2 separate regions of the Homo sapiens genome follow, and region 1 is linked to region 2. Evidence: chromatin loops called from intact Hi-C (ENCODE). Cell type or tissue: heart right ventricle. All regions are shown on one strand. Links, peaks and the distances in the headings refer to the core of each region. The heading gives the core; the rest is flanking DNA. Region 1 overlaps LOC107987016 (a long non-coding RNA gene). Region 2 overlaps DAB2IP (DAB2 interacting protein).

Region 1 (2,803 bases), core at 56-2,555, 140 kb after region 2:
TGGGGAGGGGCCTGGCAACCACCAGTCATTGTGGTTTGTCTCTCCAGACAGCAGGAGTCCAAGGGAAGCCCAGTGGTTCCTTAGACAGGCTGTGGTAACTGTGCCTCGTCCCTGCCACCTCCACCTACCCAGAGGCCACCGAGTGTCTTTGCACACCCCTCAAGCACCCACCACCAGGAGAGGTATGGTCACGAACATTCGCTCATGGCACAGCAATGTATGGAGCACCTGCTGAGTGCTGCATGGTCCTGGCCCTGAGAGAGCAGTAATGACCCAGGAAGACAGACCCCTGCCCTCCTGAGGCCACCGTCCAATGAAAGAGGCAGGCAATAAACCCATCATTAGAATCAAGTGTGAAGCCTGGGCGTGGTGGCTCACGCCTGTAATCCCAACACTTTGGGAGGCCAAGGCAGGAGGATCAGTTGAGGTCAGGAGTTCGAGACCAGCCTGGCCAACATGGCAAAACCTCGTCTCTACTAAAAATACAAAAATTAACCGGTGTGCACCTGTAATCCCAGCTACTTGGGAGGCTGAGGCAGGAGAATCGCTTGAACCTGGGAGGCAGAGGTTGCAGTGAGCAGAGATCGTACCACTGCACTCCAGCTTAGGTGACACAGCGAGACTCCATGTGATGTTGAGAAAGGGAAGCCTGGGGGACCTTTGGGGGCTGGGCGGCAGGGGGGTGCTTCCGGGAGGAGGCAACATTTAAACTATAGGTCTGAAGGATGAGTCAGAGTTAGCCAAGAAGAAAAAGGAGTGAAAAGGTGTTTGAGTGAATGGGAATGGCATGTGGGAACCTCAGAGGTAAGAAAGTGCCTGACAGGTTTAAGGGAATGAAGGGATTAAGTGAGATGGAGCATTGGGTGTTGGCGGTGGTAAGGAACCTCAGGAGTCAGGCTTAGGGACTTGGACCTTCTCCTGAGGGCGATAGGGAGCCATTGCGTGTCTTAAGCAGGGAGTGGCTTGCTCAGATTTGCATGTGGGAGAATTCAGAGACAGATCAGAAACACTCAACCTCAGCCCAGAGGGGCCCAGGCAAGACCCCCCTCTCCCTCCTCTGTAGTTCCCTTGACGCGTGAGGTGGGTCAACACGGCTTGCACTCCCCCAAGGACCCGAACCTAAGGTCCTCTGGAGGCAGGCCCCAAGCCTGTCCTAACAAGTGCCGTGAGAGCCCTCCAGGCCTGCTCTGGGAATCCAGTCTTGTCGCCAGGAGACACGAGCCCATTTGACTCCGGTGGGGGGAGGTGGGCTGGGCGGCACCACCGCGTGAATGCTCCGGAGCTACCCACGGAGGCGACTGACTGGCTGCCAGCGTGCGCTCCGGATGCCACCTGGTAAGGCTGTCGGCGGGAGGCCAAAGAAATCAATCAGGTCCCGAAGACACGCCGCCCCCTCCCTGCCACAACAGTCCCCTGCCCTCGGAGCCTGGAGAGGCTGGGCTGTCCCCGCAGCGCCACCGTGTGGGCGAGGTGGTCACGACGGCAGGTGGTCGGGGCGCTCAGCTGGAGGTGCTGGTGCTGGGGAGAGCGGAGGACACCGCGGGATCGGCAGGCGTTGGGGACCCCACGGCAGCCATCGATCCTATTCTCATCACATAGTTTCAAATTAATTTTTTCAAAACGGAAACATATTTGCGGCCTGTTTGTGACTTGTAATTATTAAGTAATAATATACTTCCTGAAAACAACATGCAAACTCCATGGACTATAGAAAAAGGCAGGCATGGGCAGCTTCCCTGCAGAATTCCATCCCACCACAACCTCTGATTGCATTTTGGCAAACAGGCTTCAGATTATTTTTCTGGCTTCTTTTTTTTTTAAGTCAGGGTCTAGCTCTGTCGCCCAGGCTGGAGTGCAGCGGAGCGGTCATGGCTCACTGCAGCCTCCACTTGCCTGGGTCAACCGATCCGCCCACCTCAGTCTCTCAAGTAACTGGTACTACAGGCACGCACCACCATATGTAGGTAGTTTTTTCATTATTATTTTTGTAGAGACAGGGTCCCACTCTGTTGCCCAGGCTGGTCTCAAACTCCTGAGGTCAAGCAGTCCTCCTGCCTCAGCCTCCCAAAGTGCTGGGATTACAAGCATGAGCCACCATGCCCAGCCCAGATTTTCTTCAACAGAAAGAATATATGTATATGTATATATATATATATATATATATTCACACACACACAAATGAGGTCATATTGCATATGCCTAATGTTCTGCCACTTGCTTTGCTTTTTAAACATTTTTATCAACTGTGGAGTTCGGAGAAAAGAATATTTATTTAGATTGGGCTTGGTGGCTCACACCTGTAATCCCAGCACTTTGGGAGGCCGAGGTGGGCGGATCATGAGGTCAGGAGATCGAGACCATCCTGGCCAACATGGTGAAACCCCATCTCTACTAAAAATACAAAAATTAGCTGGGCATGGTGTCATGTGCCCATCATCCCAGCTACTCGGGAGGCTGAGGCAGGAGAATTGCTTGAATCAGGGAGTCGGAGGTTGCAGTGAGTGAGCTGAGATCGCCCCACTGCATTCCAGCCTGGCAACACAGCAAGACTCCATCTGGAAAAAAAAAATTTATTTAATATACGTGCAGTATATGAATCAGGTTGAAGTGGGACACTGTGTGCCCACCGTCCAATTTAAGAACATTTTAATTACCCTGAAGTTTCTTTTAAAAATATATTTTTCCCTCCTTTCTCACCTTATTATGGATTATATGGGTTTTTTTGTTTGTTTTGGTGGGTTTTTTTTTTTTTTTTTTGGACAAAGTCTTGCTCTATCACCCAGGCTACAGTGCAGTGGTGCGA
Region 2 (2,803 bases), core at 180-2,679:
CTTCCCCACTCCACCCCCTGTGACTCTACTTAATGTTCCTCTGACAAGCAGCCTCCTCCTTAAAGCCTACTCAGAATGGTAACTCCCCCACCCAAACTGACAATGACCTTGGGGACTCCTAATACCCTGTCATATTCACTCTTTCACCTTAATGAGAGCCATTATGTGCTAGACACAGTGGCCAAGATAGCCATGAACATTATGGAGTGAGCAGTATATGGATATTCAAGAGGTCAGGGAGCTCAGATCATGGGAAAAGAGATTCTTCCAGGGAACAGAGAGTGTTCCCGTTGACCCACCCACCGATCACATCACACATCCACCTAGAGACCTGTGTCCCCCAGAGAACTCAGCTCAGGACCCTGCATATGACAGACTTAACAAATACTCATCATCTTGGAAAGCCACTGCCAGAAGGGGACTCAGATGCAAAGGCTGTATTACAGGGTGACTGGGGACCAGAGTAGGGAAGGCCCTTCCCCAAGATCACAAAGCAAGGTTAATCAAGGACCGTGGACTCCAGTCCTCTGCTCTGCTCTGCCCAGCCACACAGCTTGTTGCTCTCCTTCATGGGGGTGGAGGGCCAAGGGCGTCCTCTCCCTCTTCGCCAGATGAAGGGAGGCAAACCTTTTCTGCTGTCCCTTCAGAGGCAGCTCCTGGGACTTGATTTCTGGAGGCAGCTACAGCCCCTAACTTGGGAAGAGGGGCTGACTGGTCTTCAAGTCAGAAACTCTTATTCTAGACCCAAGACAACCTTTAATTGAGGGGCAGTGGGCAAATCATTCAGTCAAACAGGGTTCTTGATACCCACTTTCCGGGACCGCAGTGGAGCCCACTGACAGCCCAGTGGCTAAGAACCAAGTCAAACCCAGCTCCACAGACCCCTCACTGCAAGAGAAGACAGCTAAGGCCCCTTGCCTCTCTCTGAAGTGGGTGGGGGGCTGCAGTGAGGATTAAATTGGCAGATAAAAGTGGATAAAGTTGCCAGGCATGGTGGCTCACGCCTGTAATCCCAGCACTTTGGGAGGCTGAGGCGGGTGGATCACCTGAGGTCAGGAGTTCAAGACCAGCCTGGCCAAGATGGCAAAACCCCGTCTCTACTAAAAATACAAAAATTAGCCGGGCGTGGTGGCACGAGCCTGTAATCCCAGCTACTCGGGAGGCTGAGGCAGGAGAATTGCATGAACCCAGGAGGTGGAGGCTGCAGTGAGCCAAGTTTGGCCACTGCACTTCGGCCTGGGCAACAAAACAAGATTCCATCTCAAAAAAACAAAAAACAAAAACAAAAACGAAAAACTGATAAAGCTCTAGGCTCAGAGTGTAGCCGACAGTAAGTGCTCAACAAAAGCCATGTGCAATTCCCATATACATGTACAGGACTGTTAAAAACACTCCGTTTGTAGTGACATGTGTCGGGCCTAGCTCATCTGCAAAGATTATAGGTGGTCCCCATAATCACTCCCTTGCCTAGGGACAGACTATGACCCCCTAGCCACACCCACTAAGGCCTGGCTGTATCCCACTTCTCCTGCAGATGGCGCTGGACCACAGGAGCCCACGCTTGCTGACCATTCCCACTGGGCAGCTCTAGCCCCCTCACATCGCTTGGCCTCAAATCTTCATTCAGACAAGCTGTGGGCCGATTACTGGACCTCTCTGAACCTCAGTGTCCCTATGTGTAAAATAAACTGATGATGATACCTACTTTATGGGACCTGGGAAGGATGAAATGAGGTACAATGTCGCCAGAAAGACAGTAACTATTAAGCAACTACACAGAGTAGTAGGTTTATTGCAACCAATACTGATGTTGGCTGAGCACCACCACCTCTTTTTGCCCAAATGGATAAATGACAACCAAGGGTGGGAGTCAGTCTGGGCTCTCCAAGGAGGCTGTGGGCCGCCCGGCAGGGGGACAGGGACATGAATGAACATGCTTGCAAAATGATTCTGGAGCCGCAGAATGTCATCCAGTTTGGTAGTTTTGAACTCTCTTAAACAAGCACTTTTTTTTTTTCCTAAAGCAACCTCACTGAGACTCCCGATGCCCAAAGTGCACGGGGCAGGCAGGGCTGCTCAGGTGGAGGCCTCAGCTTTCATTCACTGGAGCAAGGACTGATGTCTAAAGCTCAGCAAGCAGCCTACACAGTCTGCAGGGACCCGCGGCTCCCTCCCCAGATGGGGCACTCTGCCTCTATTAAAGCAGCCCATGTCCCCATCTACTTGTCAGGCAGCTGTGCCACGACGCTGAGGTCAACCAAGGCCCCAGGGCTTTTGCACAAGGCTGCTGCACAAGGCTGCTGCCTGGTGCCACCCCCCCAGCTCATTCCCTGACGGCTGGGCGTGGATAGCTGTGTAGCCCCCGCCCCTCTCTGTGGATGGCCCATTGCCCATCTGGACACCCTTCCTATGCCAGCTGATCCCCTAGGCCCTAGGCTTCCATCATATCACTGAGCAAAGCACAGGGCAGTTTGAGTGGGGGTCAGAGGCCTGGGGGGTCTTTGGCTGGAAGGACCCAAGTTCTTAAGCAGCTCTACTACCCCAGGAGTAGAGCTACACCACCATCCTGACATCTGGCCCACAACCCTGCTGCTTCTCCAGAAGGTCCTGAACGACTGTCTCAAAGGCCTTTCAGAATTCAAGACACGTGATTTCTTCATTCACTCATTTCAATGAATTCCACATGATGATGATGATATATTACCAGCAATCAAGCTTCTGTTCTGACGAATCACTCCCACCCTAGGAGAGGATGCCTAGGAGCGCCCAATGCCTGTTATCAGGAATCCTTGGGAGGATAAGA

The links. Hi-C counts contacts between places; a loop is a spot of excess contacts. Peaks named below come from ENCODE experiments on the same cell type or tissue, not always from the same donor. Only the 100,000 strongest peaks of a DNase experiment are listed, where the experiment ranks them.
Region 1: a loop joins it to region 2, with 2.5 times the contacts of the local background. A loop is called at or near these places in 87 of 110 quality-filtered maps.

Annotation. Positions count from the first base shown.
Region 1 is chr9:121,549,311-121,552,113 of GRCh38, reverse strand. All of the region lies in intron 1 of LOC107987016 (a long non-coding RNA gene), which reads left to right. Among named protein-coding and RNA genes, the nearest start is that of GGTA1, 51 kb to the right of the region's middle. In heart right ventricle, for the core only: CTCF peaks have their summits at 1,240 and 1,453 (motif pointing left); a DNase peak (open chromatin) is centred at 1,453; H3K4me3 peaks cover 643 bases; H3K27ac peaks cover 779 bases.
Region 2 is chr9:121,694,348-121,697,150 of GRCh38, reverse strand. The region is part of intron 2 of DAB2IP (DAB2 interacting protein); the gene reads right to left. Among named protein-coding and RNA genes, the nearest start is that of DAB2IP, 44 kb to the right of the region's middle. In heart right ventricle, for the core only: a CTCF peak has its summit at 1,533 (motif pointing right); no DNase peak of the experiment used is centred there.